Linked DNA regions of Homo sapiens: region 1 is linked to region 2. Evidence: chromatin loops called from intact Hi-C (ENCODE). Cell type or tissue: endothelial cell of umbilical vein. All regions are shown on one strand. Region 1 overlaps ARHGAP32 (Rho GTPase activating protein 32). Region 2 overlaps KCNJ5 (potassium inwardly rectifying channel subfamily J member 5).

Region 1 (2,500 bases), 56 kb after region 2:
CCCTTCTGAGCATCTTATACACTAACATCTCCTTCCTGAGACTCAGCTATCCAAGCCCTTTGCTAGGAGAAAACAAGAGCCTCAGAGTAACAAAAAATAGACAATACAAAGTCCACACGATTCAGGATAACCTTTCAGGACTCCAGTTCAGAACTACTTTTGCTCCCCAGATTAGAATTACAAAGAGAAAAAGGAAGAGGAGGGTTTATAGGTAGTTCTTAGACAGTAACACAAAGTGACAGCAGCAAAGACATACGAAACTGAAAAAAAGGGGTATAAAAATATAAAAAGAACTGGTGTTAAACCACTTGGTATAAACGCAGATCTTTTATCTCAGTGTGCCCCCGAGGATATCCCTAAGTTATGCATGGTGCAGTAATCTATTGATACAAGTGATGAAACTACACTGGCCACAAAATTTGTGGTTGGAAATACATTCTGGAAGTATTTTGATTCAAGGGTCTAAAATAAAATTACACCTTATACTTTTTCAGAGGTACACTGTCAACTGTATGAAAAACATGACCAACTAAAATGTCTTATTTCTGGTGTTTCCAGATGCCCAAGGTTTTACTGGATGGGGAGTCAGTGTTACTTTAAAATGTGCCTCTTCCTGTACAACCACAAATGACTAAAATCTCAACCACCAAGAATGTATGTGTTACTGATTCCTCAGTGATACACATTTTAAGAGGTAGGTACCATATTTTTGTCAGTATAACATAAGTTTGGTGATGAAATAGTTGGCATGGAAAGCAGAGTCCTGAAAACTGAGAAGACCCAGTGGAGCTGCGGCTGTATCTTTTCTTTCATCCCATCTGAGCAGTTTCCATGGGAACACTTATTCAGGTCTGAGGACGCTTACCAAAGCAGATGCTGTATCTTTGCTGAGGTCTGGAGTGTGGTATGCAGGCACAGAAAAGACGGTTGGCTTACTAGGGCCATCTGGAATAAACAGGCAACTTTTCCTATTGCTGGCAAGAAAAAAAAATAGGGCCCTAACACCTCAAAATGAAGAATGATTTGCAACTTGACTCTCAATAGGAAAACCAATATTCAACAGCTGAATATTGAGGGTCCTCCCCGCCTCACCTTTAAGTCCTGGTTGATACTGAAGTATTTATTTTGAGAACTGTGGCAGCAGAAGAAACTCTGGAGCCCTGCTGGGCAGCTGGGCCACTTGCAGTACTTGCTTCACACCTAGAGTCACCGTCTCACTAACACTTGATCTGGGCTTGCTGCGAGCCAGCTCACCACAGGTGGCCTCATCTGCGGCATGATTCTTTTATGGTCATTTCACCCTTAAGAGAGAGAAAACAGGATGTCCAAGATGTTTCCTGGGAATCTGTAAAGATATGGTTTTATTCAGAATCCCCTTTGAAGGATCCTGAGATAAGCTGATTCAGTTTCCTGAGAAGTGCACACTCGGGAACCAGGCTCCAAGAGCGGAGTGTGGACTCCTTCAGGAGCAGGAAGCAGCAAGTCAGCCCAGACTCTCCAGGATGGATCAAGAGGTCTCCACCGCTCTACAGGGAACAGTGTTTGACTTGGGGGAAATTTGGCCAGGCAGCAAAAGGTGGTAAATAGATAACGACAGGAGACACTTAACCCCTTTCCTCAAATAGCGTACCCCTGGGCATAACAGGATGTGTCATGAAAACATGTGTCCTTTGGTCCTAATTCCCCAAATCAATCACCCCCACTATCTCATTATAATTCATATTAGGTCAAAAAGGAAACACATACACAAAGCAGTCTGTTTTAACCTGAAATAATTCTGTTGATATTTGAATCACTTTCAGTGGGACATTTGCTTTAAACCACAAGATATCTCCATCTCCAGGTACAAAAATCCCTTCCTCCCTCCCCTGCCACCCCCCACCCCACCCTGCAACCAAAGAAACAAACAAAACCCAAACCCACAACTCAGCTTCAAATAAGTTTGCAAGAAATGAGACTCTAAATATTTACATATGGGGCAAGAAATAAATCACAAAACTATTTACAAAAATACACAAGCTTATATGCATTAACAATTTACACCAGTTCACAAAAATATTAAGACATAAAAAAACACTATATAAATTAAAATTAAAAACTCAAAAGTATGATCTAAGACTTCCTAGGATGCTTCTCTCATGCAGGTCATGGTTGAAAAATCAGGTTTTGCTATCTCAGAATCTAAACTGTAAAACCATTTTTATTCTTTGAACATTAACAGTACTAATCAGATAAGGAAAAAAGACCCTCTGTGCACACTGACATTATCTTGCACACGTTATAATACACCATTCCTGACATTTCTGTAACACACAGTGCTGAAAATCACATGCCTCTAACCATGTGGAAGAAGTAACTGTCTGACATACTTTTGCTTTCATTATTACTTTCTTACACATTCTGCTCAAGCAGTACTTTGCCAACATCCTAAATGGGTGACTGACAGGGCTGAAAACAGAGAAATGGACTTTGCAGGCTCCTTCTTTAACTAAAGGGGCAA
Region 2 (2,500 bases):
ATGGATGTCACATTCACTAACGCATCATCTGAAATACAACTTCCTTTGATTTTGCCTCTTTTGAGTCTTTCTCCACTTGTGTTTTCCTATCAAAGGGATTAAACCACTTTGCTGGACTTGAAGCTCTGTCTTTTCCAAAAGCTTTCATCATGTCTCAACACAGCTTCCCATTCACAGACACAGGAGAGGATGGAAGAAGAGAAGTATCAGGCTTGATGAGGCTTAATAGGATTTGCTCAAGTCAGTGCCTTTCCCTGCGTCCTGCAGAGAGTAGCTAGGATGCTCAGCTTACCTAGGCCAGCCACAGCATTCCTCCCTGTCTGTCCTCTACAGACAGTTCTGCAAAAACCCTAGCTTCAAAGAGGAAATGCTAGAATATCAACTATGGGAGGGCTGGCTCTGCGTTTATCTTCTTCACTGCTTTATGTCCAGCTCCTAGCACAGGGGTTTGGCTATAGTAGTTCCTCAATTAATGTGTGCTTAATGAGTGCATAATTAATAGAACGGATCTCGAAAACCTGATTAAAGAATTTCATCTCCATTGTCCCTGAAAATCCTTTTGACTTGATAGGCACACAACACTGGAAGCCAGGGTTTCAAGGATGGGGATTTTACTTACCCTTAAAAGAAATCTAAACAGTAGAGGCTGCATGCTGGTCAGCTCAATGCTTGCCCTGCAAATTGCCCACTGGGCCTTTAGCTATTTGTCTTAGATAATCTCTACCTCTCTTTCTTCATCTTTAAAATGGGGTTAATGGGATATTGCATTAAATTTCAATTTGAGGAGAGATTATGAATACGTATGTTTATTTTATTTATACTTATGTTTGTATCATGTATTCTTTCCATGAATCCCTACAATTGGCTCCCAGGGCTGGAGGAGCAGAGGATATTATCTGGGATTTATAGCAGAGTAAACTGAGGCAAAGAAAGTTAAGTTTGTTTGTATTTGGACCACAAAGCTGGTTTGTTGGACACTGAGTCAGAATCCAGATGTTACCCTGGGTTGAGCAAGGGATGACTTCTGCGGATGATTCCAGCGCACAGGAATGCGTCCCAATATCAAATCAAAAGTAAACCACCCTTTCCTATCTGCCAGACGCAAAAAGTTTTCCTATCTGGGCTGAAGTCTCCTAGAAAACATTTTCCCGTTTCTAGTACGGCACAAAGCCTTCGCCTACAAGAATGTATGCAAGTATGTTTAAAAATAAAGAAGGAAACAGTGCAGAAAATCAGCAGCAAGCTGTTTCCCCAAAGAGCTGAGTACAGGAGGATGTGAGCTCCCATGTGCCCCGGCCAATGACTCATTCTTGTGGCACTGTGCCTGCCCTGCCCAACCTCAGTGGCTCAGGGAGTCCGCAGCGGCACCCCCATTGGAAGCCTATCTTGGTTCCAACAGCTGGGGTGTCCAGAATACACGGGGCCTCGGGACAGCAGCATTTTCCATCATCTCTGAGCATCTGTGATTGAGTTTTCAGGATGAAGTCTCCCACTTAAGGCAGAGCAAATTCCTGCTTGGGATTCTGCAAAGATAGCCCCAAGCATTTTCCTCCTTGTCTCATTTATCCTTGTTAACTGCCACATGAAGGAGCAGGAAGCAGGTGGCCCTATGCAGAATGGGAAATGGCCAATGGACATCTGGGACAAAGCCCTTCAGATGACCTTTTGATATGATGTTTTAAAGGTTATCTTGAAATTGCTATAATCACCCAGGCAGCACAGGAAAAGGCCTGCCAGGGTCATCTGACTCCCCAGGACAGCTGGGATCTACCTTGGTTTGCCATTAGGCAGTCAGCTCAGTGGTTGACAGGCCTTTTTCCAGGTTGTTCTACTGGGGACACAGCTTCCCGGTGTTCTGCCTGGTGGAACCTGCAGCTGGAGTCACCCTCAGAATGGTGGCAGGGGAATTCCTGCAAGGGACTGCCCAAACCATCCCCAAATGGGGTCAGTTGAGATTCCAAAGAAGAAATCACCAAGTTCCAAAGCACTTATTAGGGGAACTTACATGTAGAGCGCTGCACTGGTCCTCATGACAGACAGCAAGAAAAGAGGTGCTCCGCTTAAGTATGTCTGCGGCAAGGGCTCTGGGTTATGGAGTTATTTGGCCCAAGGTTGGGCTAATTCCTACATGTTTAGCAACATGTTTAATCTTTCAGTATTTCAGGTAACAACCTAAACAGGGTTTCAGTGCCAGGGAATGTTTCCAGGGCTCAGGCCTGCAGGAAAAGACATGCAGCTGGCCAAGTGACAGAGCAGTCTAGGCATTCTGTGTTTCTCGATCAGGACAGATAAGTAAGTGGGGGTTCCTGGGGGACCCTATACCCGGGAGGGAGGGTAACTGCGAATTCAAGGAAGACTTACTTATAAAGAGGAAGAAGGGTTGAAAGATAGTATCCCTAAGGTGATGTTTCCCAGGGCCAGAAGCTCATAGAACTTTCTGAAGGGAGCAGGTCATCAGCCTTAGCATGAGCCCCGGAGCATCAGTGTCTGCTGGCCGTTG

The links. Peaks named below come from ENCODE experiments on the same cell type or tissue, not always from the same donor. Only the 100,000 strongest peaks of a DNase experiment are listed, where the experiment ranks them.
Region 1: a loop joins it to region 2, with 5 times the contacts of the local background. A loop is called at or near these places in 8 of 110 quality-filtered maps.

The regions. Positions count from the first base shown.
Region 1 is chr11:128,963,305-128,965,804 of GRCh38, forward strand. ARHGAP32 (Rho GTPase activating protein 32) reads right to left here. Exons shown (of 23, transcript NM_001378024.1): 23 at 1,756-2,500. Among named protein-coding and RNA genes, the nearest start is that of TP53AIP1, 22 kb to the left of the region's middle. In endothelial cell of umbilical vein, no CTCF peak of the experiment used is centred here; a DNase peak (open chromatin) is centred at 1,297; H3K27ac peaks cover 364 bases.
Region 2 is chr11:128,907,437-128,909,936 of GRCh38, forward strand. All of the region lies in intron 1 of KCNJ5 (potassium inwardly rectifying channel subfamily J member 5), which reads left to right. Among named protein-coding and RNA genes, the nearest start is that of KCNJ5-AS1, 2.5 kb to the left of the region's middle. In endothelial cell of umbilical vein, no CTCF peak of the experiment used is centred here; a DNase peak (open chromatin) is centred at 1,275; H3K27ac peaks cover 516 bases.